2 separate regions of the Homo sapiens genome follow, and region 1 is linked to region 2. A link is an interaction called in ENCODE POLR2A ChIA-PET data of the cell type or tissue named here. Cell type or tissue: HepG2. All regions are shown on one strand. Links, peaks and the distances in the headings refer to the core of each region. The heading gives the core; the rest is flanking DNA. Region 1 overlaps HMGA2 (high mobility group AT-hook 2). Region 2 overlaps HMGA2 (high mobility group AT-hook 2).

Region 1 (10,639 bases), core at 1,430-9,429, 80 kb before region 2:
GGAACAGGGGGTCAGCTCTGGTAAAAGGCTTGGTAAGAAGGAGGCTGAGAGTAACAGCCAACATAAGGTTTTCAGATTATCTACATCCAGGCTCGCCCCCAACCCTGTCCTCAGGAATCACTGAATGCAGCCATGACACTGAAATTTGTTTTTCATTCATTATTTTTTCATTCTTACAATAAACGTGGTTTTATAAGTTAGTTAAAAAGTCTTTTTCAGGATGCCGTAGTAAACAAGAGTCCCTTTTGAGCATTTCCTTAGTAAACGATGAATGGCTGCTGGTCAAGCTTGTTCTGGCAAGTCTTTAGCCTCTGTTCAGATTCAGAAGAATGGCATCAAATCTATGCTTACATTAGACTCAGGTTGTGGAATGTAGTTCTTTCAATTCAGGTTTAGTGAATTTGTCTTATGATGCTGAAAGAGTCCTGTTTGGGTGTTAAGAGGCCACAGAGCTAACCCTAACTATATGACCAGGGAAAGCCCGTGTTATCACATTGTACTGTAATTTCAGTGCATTAACTCAGAAAATGCACCTCGAGTGCCTGTTTAAACGTGATGTTGTGCAGAAGGAACAGCATGTACAGGACAGAGATAGAGACGGAGGCTACTGAAACACTTTTTTTGTTGTTGTTGTTCACCTATTTGGTTGCTTGTCTCTTTCTTGGCTGGATCATTTAAACCCTAGAGTTCCAGTTCTGAGACCCTTTGATTTTGTGATTTTCCCATTTGTCTAAACATTTTGCCAAAGCCTTCTGACACGATTATAAATCAAGTCTGTGCTGGGTCCTAGGGATGTCAAGGCTGACAAGATAGGTGGGGCTGCCTTTGGGGAATTTATAGTCTGGGGAGCTCTAAAGAGATAACCTGATACCTGCCAGGTAGATTATTATTCTATGCTTCAGATGTTAGGAGGCTAAATTAAATTACAGTTTTCAAGTATTTTGAGCTCTTTAGAATTTAAGTCCTTCCATAGAAGTAATTATATTGCTTTCCAAATCCTAATGACACACTATTTGAATTTACCTATATTAACACCATAATTTGAATGTTCATGTATATGTATACATACATACTATATATATACACACACACACTTATATATGATATATGAATTGGTTGTGCTATGTGCTGTGTGCCTGGGGTTACATTCTCTCATTATCTTCACAGCAAATATATAAGCTAATACAAAATGTATACAGATTTGATTTATCAAAGTAGTCAAATTTCATCTAGTTAGTATTGGGTTAAAAAGATGGGTGTTAAATCGTCAGGTACAGGCTCCAAAAAGAGGGAGAAAAAGGGAATCAGAAAAAAACAGGAAAATTCTGTTGAGCCATTTAACATATGGTGACCTTATTTTTCCTCTTTGTGCATACTCAATATAATTTATGCTTATCAAATAATTTTTAAATCACCAGGTCTTATAGCAACTTAATTATATACTTTAATATTTCTGAATAGTGCAGCCCTTTGTGTTTTAAAATGAGCTCTTTGAGGGTTGGGTGCATATCTCCTATTTATCTTTTTAACCTCAGCACCTAGGACATAGGAGGGAATTCAGCAAAGTGATTAAGAGCTCAGACTGCCTGGGTTCAGGTATCAGCTTAATCAAGGCAAGTTGTTGATCATCCCAGCCCCAGTTTCCCTGTGTGTAAAACAAAGGGTAATCATAGTTTTTGTCTGGTAGGATTGTTTCATAAGAATTAAATGAGAAGCCATCAAAAAAACTTTATTCAGCATGTGTCAAGCTCTCAATAGGTCATAATTGTTGATGTTAGTACAGTCTCAGGCCCATAATGGTGCTTACTAAATGTTCGGTGAGTAGGATGACAGTTTTTCTTTAGTGTGTATAAAGGATGGCCTTTGAATTTTTGTTTTCCAGTAATGAATGTGGATTTGAATTACATTCTTTGACTTAAAAAAATCCAAACTAATGATTTGTATTTCCAAAGAGGCTACAGCAGGTTTTTTTTAAAAAGCACAACCTATAGGCATCAAAGCAGTATTTGTAATAATTTTGAATTCCATCTTATGCCTCTCCACTAAAGAAGTAAGCTGCTAGCCACTATCACCCAGGCCCAATAGAAACTTCGAATGTCTTGCCCTATGTTAATGTTTCCATTCCCTCACTCCTGGAAATAGCATTCTGCTTTCCAAAATAGACTCTTATGCTGTACCTTAGAAGGATTTTTGTCACAATTTTGGATCATCAGAAAAACAGAAGACAGCTTTATTGGCCAAACCTCATGAACTAATTTTCTAAGGTAGTTTCTCTTTCTCTCTCTCTTTTTACAAAAACTTATTTTAATGGCCTATTTGTGTCCCATTTTCTTTCTGTTAATTTTTAGTACTAACATGAGAATAAAGAAAAGTAAAAAGTCAATTACTCTATTTGTTTCTTTCAAGGGCATTTGAAAGCACTTAAAGTGATACATTAAGGCAGTAGGGTGTACAACTAAAGATTTACTGGGGACAACAACCTGAAATCCTAGGCTTATGTCAACATGGGAGTAAGTACTTCAGTTAGAATAATAGCTAGCAATGTTACATAACTTAAAAGTTTAAGGCCGGGTGCGGTGGCTCACGCCTGTAATCCCAGCACTTTGGGAGGCCGAGGCGGGTGGATCATGAGGTCAGGAGATCGAGACCATCCTGGCTAACAAGGTGAAACCCCGTCTCTACTAAAAATACAAAAAATTAGCCGGGCGCGGTGGCGGGCGCCTGTAGTCCCAGCTACTCGGGAGGCTGAGGCAGGAGAATGGCGTGAACCCGGGAGGCGGAGCTTGCAGTGAGCCGAGATTGCGCCACTGCAGTCCGCAGTCCGACCTGGGCGACAGAGCGAGACTCCGTCTCAAAAAAAAAAAAAGTTTAAGCATTACCAATAACGGAAGTGCAGGTTTACCAAGTTCCCAGAAAACCCAAATATCTTCAATATTAAGGCAGTTCCCCAGTGCAGGAAGCACTAAATCCCAAGAAGGTGAGATAATAACTGTATGTGCATGGAGGAACATGGACTCATACGATTATGGTTGGTAATGTTCTAGAAAGCACTGTTTGTTTTGCGGTCCCTTATTATTTCCTGTTCAGAATGATTCTGATGTCAGAAAAGATACATCCTACGCAGTTTGTGTCAGAAGCTGATCCTCGAGTGTAATTTCCTTATTACAGGGTCTCTGTCCCTACATTTTCTTTCCTGCCATTATTCTCTCAGGTAGTCCAACTTCAGTATTCCTTAAATTCTCTAGTGGAAACTTGATGAGGCATTTGCATGCCTGGGCCCACTCTCCTAGGGGTGGAGTTAGAATGTATGAACATGGCCATCTCTGTGTCCCCTCATTCTCTTGAGAGATGGACATTCTTGGCACTGGATGCACACCTTATAAGTTTTAAGGAAAGGATGAAAAGGCAATGAGTGATAATGCTGTCCATCTTATAACATGTTCATTCTGTGCTATTAATCTAAAATTTCTCTTTTAAGAGAAAGTATAGTTTGATTTACAAATCAATAAATAAATCCCTTATTCCCCTTTCATATCTTTGGACTACATATTTTCCATATATATTTGGTGAAAAATATCTCATTCCCAGTCCTAATTCTCCTTATTATAATTTCTTACATAGCAATGTGGTAGAGCTTAATGACATTGTTTGGATTTGCTATTGAGATTTTCCTAAATGAGAGTGGTCATCTCCAGACTACCAAACCAAGACAATGGTAGGCTCTGTATTTTTTTTTTTTTTTTTTTTTTTTGAGGCTGGAGTGCAATGGCGCGATCCTGGCTTACTGCAACCTCCGCCTCCCGGGTTCAGGCGATTCTTAAGCCACAGCCTCTCGAGTAGCTGGGATTACAGGTGCCTGCCACCACGCCTGGCTAATTTTTGTATTTTTAGTAGAGACAGGGTTTCACCATGTTGGCCAGGCTGGTCTCAAACTCCTGACCTCAAATGGTCCGCCTGCTTCAGCCTCCCATAGTGCTGGGATTACAGGCGTGAGCCACTGTGCCTAGCCTCTATTTTTTATTTAGTATTGCCCTTCCTCTATTGGTGGTTGAATTTTTTGTGGATATTAAAATTTGTCATCAAATCAGCCAGGCTTAAAGTTTTGTGCCTTCCATCCTGTTTAGACAATTGATGAGCTACATAAAACCATTTAAAATCCATAATTTTATAAGCAATAAATAGGTAATTTTTTCTAACATGTAGTCCCCCTCGCTATTAAATCACTCATCTTAGTGGAGATCAGTTGGGATCCTTTTCAACTGTTAAGACCTATGGGAACAAAGCTGTTACAGCTATGACCCTATTTGCACTGTTGGAAGTTCTTAGGGAGCCACAGTATTTACAGGAAACTAATTCACACTAAACTCACTTGTACTGCATTGTTTCCTGCTATGATAAAGCAAATGGGTTATGTATATTATTGCTTTAATAGAATGATCAATGCACTTAGATTGTGTAGTGTGAGAGAGCTTGGCCTTACATAGTCACAGTATGAAGAGACCGAATTTTTTTTTTTTTTTACTAAAAAAAAAGACTTTTCTGCTGGGATTGTAATAATGTGGTAAGTATTCAGACTTACTATTTGCTATCTTTGAAACAAATATATTACAATAAACATTTAGAGAAGCTGACATTTTATATCCATAAGGCAAACACAAAATTTCCCAATTTGTATGAAAATTTGGGTGTTTTATCCTGTGCTTTTATTTATTTTTTTATTTTTGAGTCTGAGATATTTTTGTGTCCAAGAAAATGTTTAGATTAATTCACTTGCAGTCTTGAAGTTATCTTTGGTAGAAAAACATCCTTATGTGTATGAAAAAAGCAATTTAGAAAGGAGATTTCATGAGCATCCTTGACAGTGGTGTACAAGTTTAATCGTCTTTCCTGTGACAGGAGGGTCTTCATGTATTCAACCTAGAATTTCTCCTTTTACGGTTCTTAGTCCATTTCCTCTTGTCTTGTTCTTAATGGTGACAGAGAACATCTGCTATGTTCCTCTTCAAAATATATCTTCCTACTTGGGGTACTGTAAAGTGTACGTACTTTGGGTCTTAACATATCTGCATTTGAGTCTGAACCTTATCACTTACTAACCTTAGGCCTTTGTTACCTCTCTGAGACTAAATTTCTTCTTTTGTGAAATGAGGCTGGTAATATCTCCATTGTAGTTTCAGCTAAAGTATCCAGTACCTAGTAAATGCTCAAAATACCATTATTTTGGCCTGGCACAGTGGCTCAGGCCTGTAATTCCAGCACTTTCGGAGGCCGAGGCAGGTCAATCACTTGAGGTCAGGAGTTCGAGACCAGCCTGGCCAACAAGGTGAAACCCCATCTCTACTAAAAATACAAAAAATTAGCCGGGTGTGGTGGCGCATGCCTGTAATCCTAGCTACTTGGGAGGCTGAAGCCGGAGAATCACTTGAACCTGGGAGGCAGAGGTTGCAGTGAGCTGAGATTGCACCATGGCACTCCAGCCTGGGTGACAAGAGCGAAACTCCATCTCAAAAACAAAAACAAAAACCAAGAAATTAGACAGCTGTGGTGGCGGGCACCTGTAATTCCAGCGAGCAGCTTGAACTCAGGAGGCGGAGTTTGGAGTGAGCCAAGATCATGCCACTGCCTGGGCAACAAAGCGAGACTCTGTCTCAAAACAACAACAACAACAAAAAATCATTAGTTTTAAACCCTGTGAAAATATGTTGTCAGCTTTCCATTTTCCACAATAACATTCCCAAGTCTTTCTCACTATGTCCTGTTTTTCTAACCCACTAATCACGGTTCTGAATGAGACTTCAAATGATATGGTAGATGGAACACTACGTTCGTGATGAAAGGCCTTTCTGACTTGCATTCTGACTTAATGAATTTCTAGCTTTGTGACCTTGGACAGGTGACTTATCCTTGAACCTGCTTGCTCTTATGTAAAAGAGGGATAATAATTGTCATATCTTCTTTGTCTTCCTGTCTGGGTTGTGGTCAGAATAATATAAGAAAGTAATTTGTACTTTGTACAAATTTGTACAAGGTACAGTTTGTACAAATAATAATTTGTACAAATAATTTGAAAGTAATTTGTACTTTGTACAAATTTGTACAAAGTACAATTTGTGCAAATAATTTGTACAAATAATTTGTACAAATAAAGCACCTTGCAATCATAAGGTAACAGCAGTAAGTATCAGCAATTAAAATTTCATACACTAGCTGGATGCGGGGGCTCACGCCTACAATCCCAGCACCTGGGGAGGCCAAGGCAGGTGGATCACCTGAGGTCAGGAGTTCGAGACCTGCCTGGCCAACATGGTGAAACCCCATCTCTACTAAAGAAAAAAATACAAAAATTAGCTGAGCATGGTGGCGCGCTGCTGTAATCCCAGCTACTCGGGAGACTGAGGCCAAAGAATCTCTTGAACTCGGGAGGTGGAGGTTGCAGTGAGCTGAGATTGCACCACTGTACTCTGGCCTGGGTGACAGAGCGAGACTCTGTTTCAAAAAATAATAATAATAATAATTAAAATTTCATATACTACAATAGGGTGAATGAAATTGTTCCTGTTATTTATATAACTTCTAACACTTAGCTTGCTATCTTCAGCTTTTCCCTTGTCTTATCTAATGGTTTATGAGGCATTTACTCTTTTTCCATTTCCATCTGCTCTTATGGTTGAAAGGCTAAAACTGACAACTTTCAGATGTATCACAGAGACATATCAAAAGAATTCCAACATGAAAGGTATTGGGTTCATGTGCAGAAGTAGTGAATAAATAAGCAGGGTTGGGTGAGGTTAAGAGAGTGCCACATGATCTATGTGGTAATAAATAGGTGAAGTGCCCAGGAGAGAGAGATGAGCAGAAGAGACCTCTCCAGTAGTAGACATTGAAGAGGAGGATTTTAGAATTCGTCTCTTAAGACATTCACTGCCAAGTTCCAACAGAACATCATGGACAAAACATATCTAAATGAGAAGGAAACTTTGGGACATTGAGGATGGCTTGGAGTGGAAATGACCTGGAAGGTTGCAGTGATCCCAGGCAGGAGAGGACAATGGCCGTGTCTGCAGTGGTACAGTCTGAGGGGGAAGGTTGCCGACTGACGTGTGGGGAACTGGGAGTGTGGCACTGGAGAAGACCAGTTGGAAAATTGATTGTCCTGGCTGTGACAGCTGAACCATGAGGACTGTCTAAGAGCACTGAAACTGGGGAGAAAAGAAAGTAGCCTGGACATGGTAATGCTTAAATGAATACTTACATGTGATACCGTAATTATCAACAGATTTAAAATCTGTTGAATATACTGTTCAAGTTTAAATCTGTTGAATATACTGTTCAAGTTTATAGAAGCAAGAAACTTCCCCCCATATTTGTACTGTATTAATCTTTTGGTTTCCTTGCCTCAATTCAGTTTTGTTTCATATTTAATTATGGGGCTGAAAGTACATAAGTTTGAGTAGTCTAGAGTGGAATGTGGTTAAATATCCCTGCAGATTACTTTATGTGTTTCAGTATTCTAATAAAATCAGCCGCAGTGATCCATATGGGATTTGTAGATGCTGTTTTCCCGAGGCCCTTTTCTCTATGGCTGTCTGTGACCTTAGCCATTGACTCGCTTAATCGTTTTTGGCCTCCTAAGTCAGTGATTCTGAGCGGGCAGAGTGGTAATGTGATGTCATGTCTGGGGCATGAGCCTGCATCCTCGCCGCACAGGGGTCCCACCCTTCCTGGTCTAGGCAGCTCAATGCACAGTGCTTGGCGCATCGTGAGTGCTCAATAAATTCAGTTGCTTTTCCCGTCTCTCTCTGGATCTCAAATAGAAATATCCAAATTTGAGAATGCCACCAAAGCATTAAGTTCCCTAATTAAAGTCCATAGTAAAAGCTGAGGCAGATGTGTGGGAATGCAGTTCCAGACACTGTAGTTAATCTAGGAGAGATGATCGCACTGTATTTACAACAAGGCTTCCCATGCTCATGAATCATAAGAACTCTTACAGGATTAATGAGTTTTAACTTAATGCAGAATTTTTAAACTATGTGTAATGCTGGGACATTTCAAAGTGTTTGTCATGAAAAATGGCTGATGAAGGTACACATTTCGAGATATCCTGTGTTCCACCTACGTTGTTTGTTATCTTGTTGACATCTTCTGTTCCTTTTACAAAAAGGTCAGAAGGAAGTCCCTCCACATTTTCTGTAGATTGCTAGATAAGAGAAACATCAATATAGAAAGGAACATTTTGATAGCCTTACACATTTATGTTTTTCAAAATAAAAAAATTCTTTAAATAAAACTTTCTTTCGTGCCCTTTCTCTGGTAGAGAGAAAAATTAGCCCCCTTTTCTTTCAGAGACGTGCCTTGTGGGCTTTGACCAGTTTTCCCCTAATGCTGGCATTTTGTAAAACTGTAGAACAAGATCTCAATTAGGATGTTGACATTCACACAATCCATTCATCGCGATTAGATTTCCCCAGTTTCGCATGTACTTATTTGTGTGTGTGTATGTGTGAGCATCAAGTTATATACAACTTTATCACATGTAGGTTCATGTATTCACTACCAAAGGTATTATTATTTTTTAAGTTCCAGGGTGCATGTGCAGGATGTGCAGGTTTGTTACATAGGTAAATGTGTGCCATGGTGGTTTGCTGCATCTATCAACCCATCAGCTAGGTATTAAGCCCAACATGCATTAGCTATTCTTCCTGATGCTCTCCCTCCCCACTCCGGTATTCTTTTAAGACTGTCAGTTGCTCAGGAGTTTGTGGCACATCCCATGATGACATACACTAAATTTGTCTTCTCTAAGTACACAAGAACTTTGCATGACTGTAGGAATGTGGGGAGAGGAATTCTGGCCCATGGTTCCTGTCTTTGGCTGTGCAGTTACTCTTTCACATTCCCTCATTATAAAGGTCTGGCTGGCCCTGGCAAAATCATAGGTGGGCTTTGCACACAGCTAACTGCTTGCCTGAAGTAACTTACACTTTTGTACTGCATTCAGAGTTCTGCCAACTTCAGAGGCCAGGAAAGAAAGAAAGGATTGGCCTGGGAGTGTAACACACCTGCTTTTCCTGAAGGCACATACAACAGGCGTATTTGAGTACCTGCTTGCCCTTTGGGATATATTGAAACACATGCCTGTTTCGTCCTGAAGTTGTGGATGAATACCTTCATCCCCTGGAAATTCCTTGTTTCACATAGATTTTAAATGTCCTTGCGGGCAGATATTCACTGAGAAAACTGTCCTGTTAATTGTACTTTGGCTATCTGGCCCAGTCTCTAGAACAATTATAGTAGAACCATGTCATCTTGACACATTTAGGAAGATCCACATTTGAGAATGCCACTGTAATGTTTAGGTTCCCCAAATAAAAATTTCATATTACAACTATGTCTCTCTCTTTCCTTTCTCTCTCCCTCTCTTTCTCTTTCTCTCTCTCTCTCTCTCTCACACACACACACACACACACACACACACACAGAGCAAAGCTGTGCTAAGATGCAAACACTAGGCAGATGGCCAAGTTGCCCCTCCAGGCTAAATGTCTCAGGCCTGCACTCTAGTCTGAGAAAAAATGGATTTGCAAACAGTTCAAACTGTGAATATTAACATTTAAGAATGGCCAAGGTCTATTGCATTCCACTAGTCACTCTTAGAATCTGAGTGTTTGTTTAGGTAACCAGAACACAGATGATGATGATGATGATGATGATGATGATGATGATGATAATGATTGATCATAATAACTGAAGAGTAAAACACTATCAATGTGATCATTATGGGATTCTTTTGGAGAATACATTTAGTATATTTGGACCAAAAGCCCTGTTGGATCCTAAATCCCAGCTATGCTGTGGCATACAAAGAGCTGTTTTTTCTTTTTTTTTTTTTGGACTAATGCTTTTTGACTATTGGCACTTCAAATATCTACGAATTACAAGTGATATTCTTTATTTTTGGTGGTAACTATTATCTTATTTAAACAAAAATCATGCTTTTGAATCAGCTGTAGACATTTTTGACAATCTTGGAAGTGCAGAAAAAGTTATATTTGAAAGAAAATAATTATAGAATATCAGCATATGCTGCTGTTGCTTCCATAGCAAACTCCTTTGGGCCTTACTCAACCAAAATAAATGTGGCCACATTGCTGCAGTAAGCATGGCTTGAGGCAAATGGAAGACTGCAGTTCTGTTTCCTGTGTCCTGCTTTCTGTCCCTGAGGTCCAAGCAATGCCAGAACAGTGAATTTGAAAGTATTAAAATGTTGGTCTGTGTGGTCCTTGGTCTTCCCATCTATAAAGCTAGACTTGGTGTAGAGATTATATAGTTAAATCCTCTTATATTCTACAGGTGACAAAATGAAAACCCAGAGCAATTGTGTCCAGTTCAAGGCCACACAACCTTGTTAGCTCTGACAAGAGCCAGGTTTCCTGACTTCTAGTCCATTGCTTTTCCCTGTAGCGAGCCGCTTCCTCTTGCCTCACCCGATCTTCCTTGGATTTCCATTGGGAATGTTGACCACAGTTCTGATAAATCTCTTCCTTCAGGTCCTGTGTTAGTTTCTTCAGGGCTGCCATAACAAAGTGCCACAAACTTGGGTGCTTTACCACAACAGAAATTTGCTCTTTCACAGTCT
Region 2 (10,639 bases), core at 1,234-9,233:
GCAGAGCCATAAAGCTGTTTTTAGAATGACTGCTTCTGTTGTATTGGGGAACGCTTCCTTTGAGAGGGGGTATATTATGCATCCTCTTTCCATTAAGTCTATTTTTGGAAGAAATTACAGAAGATAATATATTACCAGCTCCCAGGGATCTCTTATCAACATAGCCTCTGTTCTCATAACACACCTGCTTAGAGCAAAATAAATTATTCTGTCCTCAGGAATGCCAACCCCAGACAATCAAAATCTTCACTAAATCCCTGTATTTATTAGGGAAGCTCGGATTTTTGAAAAGTGTTAACTCCGCCCCTAAAAGCAGTAAGCGAGAGATAACAACAGTGGAGTCTTGTGGTTGAGCATTCAATCAGCTTCAACAGGGGCAAAGTCTAGGAATTGTTTTCAAAACAGTGTGGGGCTTCCTACTCAGGGGGAGGATTTATCTGCATTTGGCAATTACTCCAGTTACCTTGGAACAAGAAATTTACTTCTCAGTAGTTTTGCAAATTAAGTGTTTAACTTCGTCTCTATAGAATTAATGCCTCGGAGGTGGGGAGAGGGAGGCAGAGGAGAGGCTTTCAAGGCCAGTTCACAAGTTTGACACTTAAAGTGATAGTAGCAAGTTTTTCTCTAACTGCAAGAGTGTGAAGTTCTGTTTCCACCTAATTGCAGTTTGCATCCTGCAAGTGTATTGATTTAGACATTAAAACAACTTAAATGTTTAGCAGTAAAAAGTTGTTTAATCATTAAACCACTACCATTTTCTTTCGCCCTTTAAACCTGCTTTCAATCAGCAAATGCTGATTTGGATGCTGGTTTACAGTCTCATTAACCATGAAGATCACAAAGGAAAGGTTGTGGCAGCAGTGGGAAGCTCTGAAGCACCCTCATTGTCACAGGAAACATTCAGTGAGACATTCAGCTGTCTCACAACACACACAGCTCTGAGAGAGGTTTGGGTGACAGAAATGCAGCCTCCAGTTCCAGAAGCAGCACGCTGTTCATTCCAGGAAAGGAAAAAAAAAGTGCTTTTCTGCGTGACCATGTTGATCACTGTTACCATGCAGTAATCAGGGGTCTTTTTGCCACTTAAGTGTAATGGGAGGAGGGTATATCATTGGAGACTCCTAGGTGAATGGCGTGGATGTTACTCTTTTGCAAAGCAAGGAGGAGTTGCAGTGTTTCATGGCCTTCTTTCAACACACGGGAGTTTTATCACTCATTTTAAACGCACAACTTAACACCATTTTCAAACTGAGTTCCAGCCCTGGATTGTTTTTTTACAAAATGGCCCCTTTCCCCTCATAGTGGGATGGCCATGGGTGCCCATTAATTGCTACACTTATAGGAACTGAATTTATTCCCTTCATGGTAGAAAAACCAAGCCTATTTTCTGAAACTTAATCCTGTGAGCTACCATCCACGGCCATACCAGGCTCCAGGAAGGGATCACAACTTTCTGAAGAGATGAATTGCTGCTTTAACAAAGGCTACGTGTGCCTTTTGATTCCATATTCTGCCTCCACTAGATGTTTGGTTTTGCTGCCAAATATAAAAACCACACTGGAAAAGACAGTTCTTCACTTTTAAGTGGCTGTGTGATAGAAAATTGGTAATTAGTTCAGTTTTGAGGAAGACAGGGACAAACTCTTCTTTACGTTTTATAAAATCACAAATTATCACAGTGATCTCCATTTGAGATGGAGAAATGGAAACCTAGCAAGTTCCAGAGACTTGCCCAAGATCTTGTAGCTAATTATTAGAAGCAGGAAATGGGTTAGAAACCAGAACCCTGATTTACAGCTAATTGTATTTTCGGCTATCCAAATATCTTTACTGGATTAATACAAACTTCTCTTGTCCTCAGGTAATACAAATACCTGTCCTCATAGAAAATAAAGGCTTATTGGTCTGTCTCTTTCTCTCTGTCTCTCTCTCTCTTTGTATCTGTGTGTGTGTGTGTGTGTGTATATATATTTTTTATATATGTATGTATATATAAAATATGTATGTATATATGTATGTATATACATACATATTTCTGTCACCCAAAATATGTATGTGAGTATATATATATATATATGTATGTATGTATATATGTGTATATATTATATATTTTATAAAGATATATATTCAATCATACATTGCTTAACAATAGGGGTACATTCTGAGAAATGCATCTTTAGGCAATTTCATTGTTGTGTTAGCATCAAAGAGTGTATTTACACAAACCTAGATAGTACAGCCTACTGCACATCTAGGCTAAATGGTGCATCCCATTGCTCCTAAGCTACAAACCTGTACAGCATGTTACTGTACTGAAACTGTAGGCAATTGTAACACAATAGTAAGTATTTGTGTATCAAAACATATCTAAACATAGAAAAGGTACAGTAAAAATACAGCATAAAAGATTTTAAAATGGTACACCTGTATAGGGCACTTACCATGGATGGAAATTGCCAGACTGGAAGTTGTGGTTGCTCTGGGTGAGTCAGTGAGTGAGTGGTGAGTGAATGTGACAGCCTAGAACATTACTGTACACTATGCAGACTTTGTAAACACAGTACACTTGGGCTACACTAAATTTATAAAAAATATTTTTCTTTCTTCAATAATAAATTAACCTTAGCTTACTGTAACTTTTTTACTTTATAACCTTTAAATTTTTTTAACTTTTTTACTCTTTGTAATAAAACTTCACTTAAAACACAAACACATTATGTAGCTGTACAGAAATATTTTTCTTTATATCTTTATAAGCTTTTCTCTATTTTGAAAATTTTAATTTTTTTTAATTTTCAAACTTTTTGGCTAACAACTAAGACATAGCACACACATTTGCCTAGGCACACATAGGGTGTGGATGATCAAAATGTCAGTAGGCAATAGGAATTTTTCAACTCCATTATAATCTTCTGGGACCACCACCATATATGCAGTTCATTGTTGAGTGAAACGTCATTATGTGGTGCATGGCTGTATTTATATCCGTATAAAGATTACACATATATAAAGGATGCAAAGACAAAGAGTACATATATATTTATATATGTAGTGTACTGTATATATGCATGTATGTATGTATGTATGTATGTATCTTACTTTGGGATTTCCTTTTTTCTAACCTTCTTACCATTTTAAGAATTGGTCTATGCACAGCAAACTTTTAGAATCGCAATTAAAATATTCAGAGAAGTGGCCAAGTTTTTGTATAGGTGTTTGGATACTGTGCAGACAAGTTCTACATTTCTCTGTTCTCAAAACTCCTTCCTACATAAATACTGAGGACTGTTCTCTGGCCAAAGTTTGTCAAACCATTTCTCTGAGTAACAAGACTTCCTCATGTTTTCCATACTCTATAGTTCAGTGTTGCAGCCTTCCCATACTTGATTTTTAAAGCGGAGTTTTGTTTTGTTTGTTCTTAGTGCATTATGACTATAAAATGTAAAAACCTTTCCTCTTTGAAGATAAAAGGAAGTAATCCTAATTTTAAACACTTACTTGTTTTAAAAAATTGAAAAAAAAGTATCGACTTGATATGTCTAAAGAGACCTATGTATATATGTATTAGATATTTATATACATACATATGTATGTATATATGTAATATATATCATATATATATTTTAGAAATCTGCAAATTTAAAAAGGGAGTGTTTAGATTGCAGAAGACCTATCCCTAAACCCCGAATCCCAGAATTCTTAAGCTAGAAGGGCACTTGAGAGGTGATCTCATCTATAAAGAGATGTATATTTAAGGAGCTAATTTACACAGGTAGATGACAAAACCTTACACCAACTCTTCAAGCACAGGAAGCACCTTACACGAAACACTTTGGTGAATGCTCATTTCTACTCAATTTTAAACTAAATTCAACTGAAAATACCTCATTTTAAAGAGGATATTCAGTTGACTCACTGGGGAAAAACAATTGGATAAACTGGTTGTTTGCCCTTACCGAGATAAAATCACTGATAAGTTGAATGCATTTTTGTAATGTGTCAAGACAGATGGCTTTAATAGTCACACATATTAAGTATGGGATATGTGGCGAGGAATAGAGGTTTTTATATACAGAAGTAAGAACTGTAGAGGGGGGAAACCATGAAAGATAGAAAAAGATGAGAAGAAAGAGGACAGAGATGATACACTCAAGAAAAGCTGCCTATTTCAGAGTAGAATATATTGTAAGCCCCAGTATAGTTGAATGCTTACAAGAGGAGAAGCTTTTAGCAACTCCTTTGTTTCTTAATGTATATATTATATCTGAACAGAATGCTTCTTTCCTGTGAGCTAGACAGTAGGAAGTAATCTATCTTCAACCTTGTTTGGTGTGTAAATAAAACTTTAGAAAGGGTCTATTGAACTTTGGACAGGCAAGCTCCATGAGCTCTCCCTCACTCTTTGAGGCAGGTTAAAGGGTACGGCCATGACCACCACCTTAATCCTTCAGGGACTATTTACAAAAGATTGAAAAATGTGCCCAGGGCCCGTACCTGCCCCTCTGTGGAACTAGCCCAACTCAAGTGGGCTGGCAGGCAAGCCTGGCTTTCATGGGGACAGAAGAGAGAGTTTGCGGGGAGCTTGGCATTTTTCAACACATGCTTTTTGGCTTCTCCTACTGAATTTGTAATTTCCATGATATTTGGTGGGAAAATGGACACCGGCCTCTTTTGCTTTTTGTCTGCTGCTTTGCAGCTATTGGGATTCTGCGCCTTGGGATAATGAAGCAGGCTGTCATTTCCTCCCCCTAAATAATGCATTACAAAGTGGAAATGCAAATTTCCTGTGCAAGCTCTAAGTAGCAGGTGGTATTTCCTTAATATATTGTTTTTGACCTTTGGGGAAATTGGTATTACGAGCTGACTTTGGAAAATTAAAATAGCATCAAGGTCCTACATTTTAAATAAAACAATCGATATCTTAATTTTTAAAATCAGACTAGATTACGATACCAGGAAAAGACATACATATTTTGCTTTTATGTGTTAAAGTTTTGTAATTCAGGGAGGACAAGAAAAGGGATATGGTGCAGCTGAACTTTCTAATTCACTAAGACAGGAAAAAAGGAAGGAAAAAATGTATATTTTTAAGTTTCAATTTAAACCTTTGCTGTTAACTAAATGCTTTGATATGATCAGTCATACAAAGAGTTAAATTAAGCATGGAGCTGTTCAGATGGCAAATCTGCGTTGAGCTGAAGGTAAAAGACATCTGTATTTTTCATTCATTTGCTCAGCAGCACTAAATTTCAAGCTTGTTTTTTGTTCAGCATCAAAGAAAAGGTTGTTTTATGGTTATTGGATTTTTTTTAACCCACATATTTCATGAAAGGGACTCAAGTCACTGGGTCTTTATATTCTTTTAAGTTATTTTTCTGCCCACAGCCATTCTGCAAGCCATCTTGTTGAAGAGGGAAAACATAATTTCATTCTTTTTCTCTTCCTTTGAAGAAAAAAATTTAAGAGATTTAAATACCATTCACATTTTGGAACTTCCTTCTTTACCCCCTCCCGAAACCATCATCTCACAACTATGTAAAGCAATCAAATGTTGAAAGACTTAAGAGATTTTCACACACATAAATATCCTTTATATACTTATAACTGCTCTACTTATCAAGGGCAACAAGAATGGAACCCAGGAGCTAAGTTTATAGATGTTTGTGTGTGTGTGTGTGTGTGTGTGTGTGTGTGTGTGTGTTTGTGTGCGTATCAATATATCCAGATGTGTCCAAATGTACACGGTATTTTTAGCATACAAATTGCTGATTAGGCATCTATGTCCCTTTCTCCTCTAAAACCTCTAAGTGCATGGATCTATTAGTGGATGGGCGCCAGAACGACACAGTCAATGCAGGACTGAAATATTTACCAAACCCAAGAAATGAAGGTTTGTTTGAATAGTTTAAACTTGACAGGAGGCTGAGACAAGAGGATCACTTAAGCCTAGGAGTTCGAGGCTACAGGCAGCTCTATGATCATGCCCCTGCACTCCAGCCTGGGCGATAGAGCAAGACCCTGTCTCTCAAAAAAATAAAATAAATTTGAGTAGTGTAAGCTATGTAAACTTGGATAATCCGGTTACCTTCATTCTTTAATTTTTCCATAGCATATATTTGGCTTCAATGTCCAGGTTTTCGAGCACGAGAAATCTGCATTTTCATTCTAAGAAGTATAAAACAAGATAGTTATACTTCATGTAAGGTTCACATTAATTGTCATTGCACCTCTTCTTCCCAGAAGGAAGAGGGAAGTGAGAGCTGGAGTCAAAACTGGGTACTGTAAATGCTCATCTAATCTTGGAATCTCAGGGGATATTAATTTTCCAGATAGTTGAGTTATTGCCTTCAAATTTTAACTTCAAATTTTGTTAATGTGGTTGTATATGCAAATTCAGCCAATGTGCATGATATGTGTGTCTCAAACTACATTTATGAATTCACTGTAATTTTATGTTTCTCTTGATAATGTTTGATTGTTAACATAAGCATCACTAGACTTGTCAAGTGGCAAAGATCATATTCTTTCATTCTTTCTTCCTTTCTCATTTCTTGAATGCTGGCTATATGCCAGGAACTATGTACCCACCCTGGTGCTTGGTGTATAGAAGGCACTCAATGAATGTATGTTGAATAAATGAAAAAAATAAATGAATAAACAAGTTCAATGGATAGTTAAAAGGATAGTTTCAATTCTATAAACCTTAATTTGGGTGTAGGACCAGTCACAGTACCATGACAGATAGAGCTATTTGGTGATAAATAGTGTGGAATGTATTTACCACCAGGCAGTAATGCCCTGTCCCTCCTTGAATAGTACTACAGATATGAGAGTGCTTTTTTAAATTTTTAATCATTGGCCACTTTCTCTAGAAATTGGAGGGAAACTGTGCAGCAACAGGACTCTCTGGGCATTGTGACAGGTCTACTGTCTACAAAATTTGTGTTCAAGGCAAAATCTAAAGCAGCCATCTTTCAAAAGGATGTCCTCACTTTATAAAAAACAATTATTGCAATGACTATAGCCAATGAGGTTGTTCTTGCCACTGCCATTCAAAACATCAGTGATTTTGGCATCTTGGGCACATACCACAGACACCAACTTGTTTTTTCTTTCCCACACCTCTGTCCTATATATGCTAAGTTTATTCTTGGGCTGTGACAGAGGAGCATTCCTTATCACTTTGAGAAGTTCAGCTAGGATATTTAGGGGATGAACTGCATTCTTACGAATTCTTTATCATGATTACACTCCTATCTAGTATAATTTGAAGATAAAGTAGGGCCTTTGGAGGTAGACTAGCATAGGTTTGAAATGTTTCCTTCATTCATTATCAGCTGCCAAGAGTAACCTGGGGACGATTCCGTGCTTCGTAAACATGGTCTCTTCATATACATGCTGATATACAGGAAAGACCTTTGCAGAACTCCATGAAAGTTTGTTTTTTATTATTGTACTAAAAATTACATATACCTGACCAGACACAAAACTAAGCTGTAAGTTTTCTTTAAACCTCCTTAATATTTTGTCCTTTAAGCATAAGCGATGTTGCAAAGCACCCCTTTAATTTATCCTGTGTAAACAATCACTATAGTCTGCAAAATAGATTGCATTTCTTATGAAATCCACTTTGTAATAACATTTTGTATACAGAATGATGCATTCAGTGAATGAGGTAATTAATGCTAAAGGATAAAAAGATTATTTAAAAAATTTACCAAACTATACCTTGCTTCCTCAGTAGCTATGCATAGGTAAGTCTGTTATTCTGAAATTATGGTTGACTGAAAGAATAAATATAAAAGATAGTGGGAGGTATCCATCAAAAATGTCTTTATCTTTTTAAACACTGGTATGCACTCTATAAGGAGTAAGCAACAGTGACAATTTTTCCCTAATCACTAAATGATTATTAACCATTTGTAAGAAGAGTTAACCTGTCCTTAATTTGTTTGAACCCATAGGGCCATGAACAAACACCATAATAGAGTGAAGAAAGCAATGCCAACGTAGACCAATTTTATCACTAATATAGAACTGCCCTGGGACAGAGTATGCCCAGATATGAGTTCTCAGAAAAAGCCACAGAACTCTTCTGTAAACTCCTATATCAACTATATCCTACCTTCTCTTCTGCCTCAGCTTGCAGTAGCAGAAAAAGTTTACATGTGTTTGTATATTCACTGAACAGTAGCCCTCAAAGAATAGGGAATTCTCACATCTTTTCAAAAAGAGCCACTTAAAGAAAATACATTCTAAGTGCTTTAATTCAGATTTAAATGGCTACATTGCGAGATATTATTCCATATAATTGGAGTAATTGTGAATTTATACAGATTTTCAACAGTGGCACTGTGCAACCATTGATAAAATACAGGGGCTGGGGGGATAAAACCAGTATTGCCTGGATCCAGTGACATTTTCCCATGCTCACTTTTTCCAGTTGTGTAGCAATGACCATATTCTCTAATAACATCAGCATACTTTTATGCTTTGGTCTTTTTCCTTTTCATTAGGAGAATACTGGAATTCATGCTGTAGAATGGTTCCTTTTATACCCCAGCCCACTTGTTCAACGACATTCCTGTGATTTTACTATCTAATATGTTGTGGCTATAACCAGAGAATGCAAAATCTGTCTTCCTGAGAGCCTTGGCCTCTATGTTTTCTACCAAATCATACCTCCATTTTCTCTATAAAGGCTGTTGGTACACCCACAAATGTCATCTGTTTGTGATGAGCAGAACTGAGGCACTTTTGTTCTGATGCTTACATTTGTTCACATGAATAGAAGTTCCTCACTTGAAAGTGATTTGCACATAGGTTGAGGAACTGTGAATGAAATCACTCAACCTAGAGGCTGGCATTCTTCATGCTGCTGGCTGTTGATTTCTTCATCTTCTCCCTGAAGACCCTGCATGAGTGGTGAGTATCCATAAAGGCACCAGGAGACCCAGACACCTCTGTGGCAGCCAAGCAGGTGTTACCCTGCAGGACTTAAGAGGGATCTTAAGAGCAAGAGAAGGAAGGAGTGACTTCTCTCACCAGTGGTCAGAGCAGAAGGTGCAGAGCAGCAAGTTGCAGGTGCTGGCAGTGATGGCTTCTGAACTGAAGAGCAACCAAACCCTCCCATGTAACCCTGTCACCACAGCTCAAAGGGAGGTTTTCTTGCCCCCCAGTAGAAGGGAACTGACAGCGCCTGTATGGCTTTGCATCCTGAAGATACTGTAGTTGTTGCGTCTGTTGGGGAAGCATCAAGAAAATTAGATTGTTCCAACATTCAAGCTCTTCCATATTAGCTTTGTGTTCCATTTGATGTCAAACAATAGGTTGAAAAATTAGCTTAATTCTAAGCTTATATGTATATAGGGAATTTTATCAATTATTAGCACCATTATAACTTGTTAAACAGTGAACTTATAGTTGAATGTGATCTATTAGATGGCTGCTTAACATTTGCTCGAGAATAATCTATTAGTCATCTAAGCACAAAGCAGCTATTTGAAAATTTGTTGAGTAAATGACATCTCTTTGACAGAAATATCTGCATAATTGCAGTGTGTTATACATGCTCGTTATAGCCTAACTACACGTCTGTTTGAATTTGGGTTTTTCTTTTTTTTTTTCTGTCTGCATAACACACATGCAGACATCATAGTGTGAATACTTACTGTTATGATCTTGGAGAAAAGTGTATCTGTCAACTCTTTAACAGCCTAAGCATACTAAAGGTAGTTTGTAAGCAACACATAACTTTGAACATGGAAAAATTAAGTTTGCTTTTAATGAAATTCTAATTTTGTAACTTGCTGAGAGTTATTTTTAGAGAGTGGTAACTGTTGAAGAAAAAGAAGCTTTTTTTTTCTTTCAAATCCTGAAATGTAATTGGTAGTCATTAATTAAATTTTATAAAATAGATGTTCCTTTCAAAAGCAATCTCAAACAATAGTACATTTTAAAGTCTGGATCTCTTTCCCAGCAGCCCAGGGTGTTTTGAAGATAGGAGAACAAGGGAAGTACTTTAAGCTGTAAAGTCTTGCAGGGTAGCAGTTAAGTGCTTAAGGCACTGCATTCTTGATGCAGCGTCCTGTTACAGTAATATTATGAAAAAAAGCTACAGGGAATTCTCATACATGTCTAATACATATAGCTTTAATGTTCACATGGCTGGACCCATTCACAAATGGAATCTGTGGGTCAGATGTAGTTTGCAAGCCACTATTATTAAGCTGTTTTCCTTTTACTATTAAGTAATGTTGTTCCTTGTTAATATTATGAATGCGTGTGTTCTTTGCTCTCTCTGTAAATCTTTTGTTCCATTCATTTTTTTTTTTTTTGGCCTTACAAGAATGTGGGGGGAGGATATCCCTATCCACAAATCAAGTACTTTAAATAGCCAGGCTAGAGCTGAATGAAGGAAATCAGTCTAGATAACATCTTTGTGAAATGTATGCCTATGAACTCTGCGTCACACAATACAAAGGAAATTGCCATTGTCCTGCACAAGTTAGGTGAACAAAGCACATAAAAAATCCTGTTCTGGTTGCCATACATATTCCTGTGCAGCTGAAACTAGAATTCCAAACGCCACAGAAACGGCCAGGCTTAAGTGACTAACTTGCAAATCAGAGAGTGCAGG

The links. ChIA-PET counts read pairs that join two places held together with the same protein. Peaks named below come from ENCODE experiments on the same cell type or tissue, not always from the same donor. Only the 100,000 strongest peaks of a DNase experiment are listed, where the experiment ranks them.
Region 1: POLR2A ChIA-PET joins it to region 2 with 12 read pairs; 4 of 35 experiments call an interaction of 5 or more read pairs at or near these places.

Annotation. Positions count from the first base shown.
Region 1 is chr12:65,846,010-65,856,648 of GRCh38, forward strand. All of the region lies in intron 3 of HMGA2 (high mobility group AT-hook 2), which reads left to right. HMGA2-AS1 (HMGA2 antisense RNA 1) reads right to left here. Exons shown (of 3, transcript NR_158985.1): 3 at 5,218-5,643. Among named protein-coding and RNA genes, the nearest start is that of HMGA2, 27 kb to the left of the region's middle. In HepG2, for the core only: no CTCF peak of the experiment used is centred there; a DNase peak (open chromatin) is centred at 8,852.
Region 2 is chr12:65,925,890-65,936,528 of GRCh38, forward strand. The region is part of intron 3 of HMGA2 (high mobility group AT-hook 2); the gene reads left to right. It overlaps HMGA2-AS2 (HMGA2 antisense RNA 2), which reads right to left. Exons shown (of 4, transcript NR_199060.1): 4 at 7,429-9,240. Among named protein-coding and RNA genes, the nearest start is that of HMGA2-AS2, 17 kb to the right of the region's middle. RefSeq lists enhancers at 537-1,047, 4,296-4,440 and a cis regulatory region at 4,361-4,374. In HepG2, for the core only: no CTCF peak of the experiment used is centred there; DNase peaks (open chromatin) are centred at 2,492 and 4,402.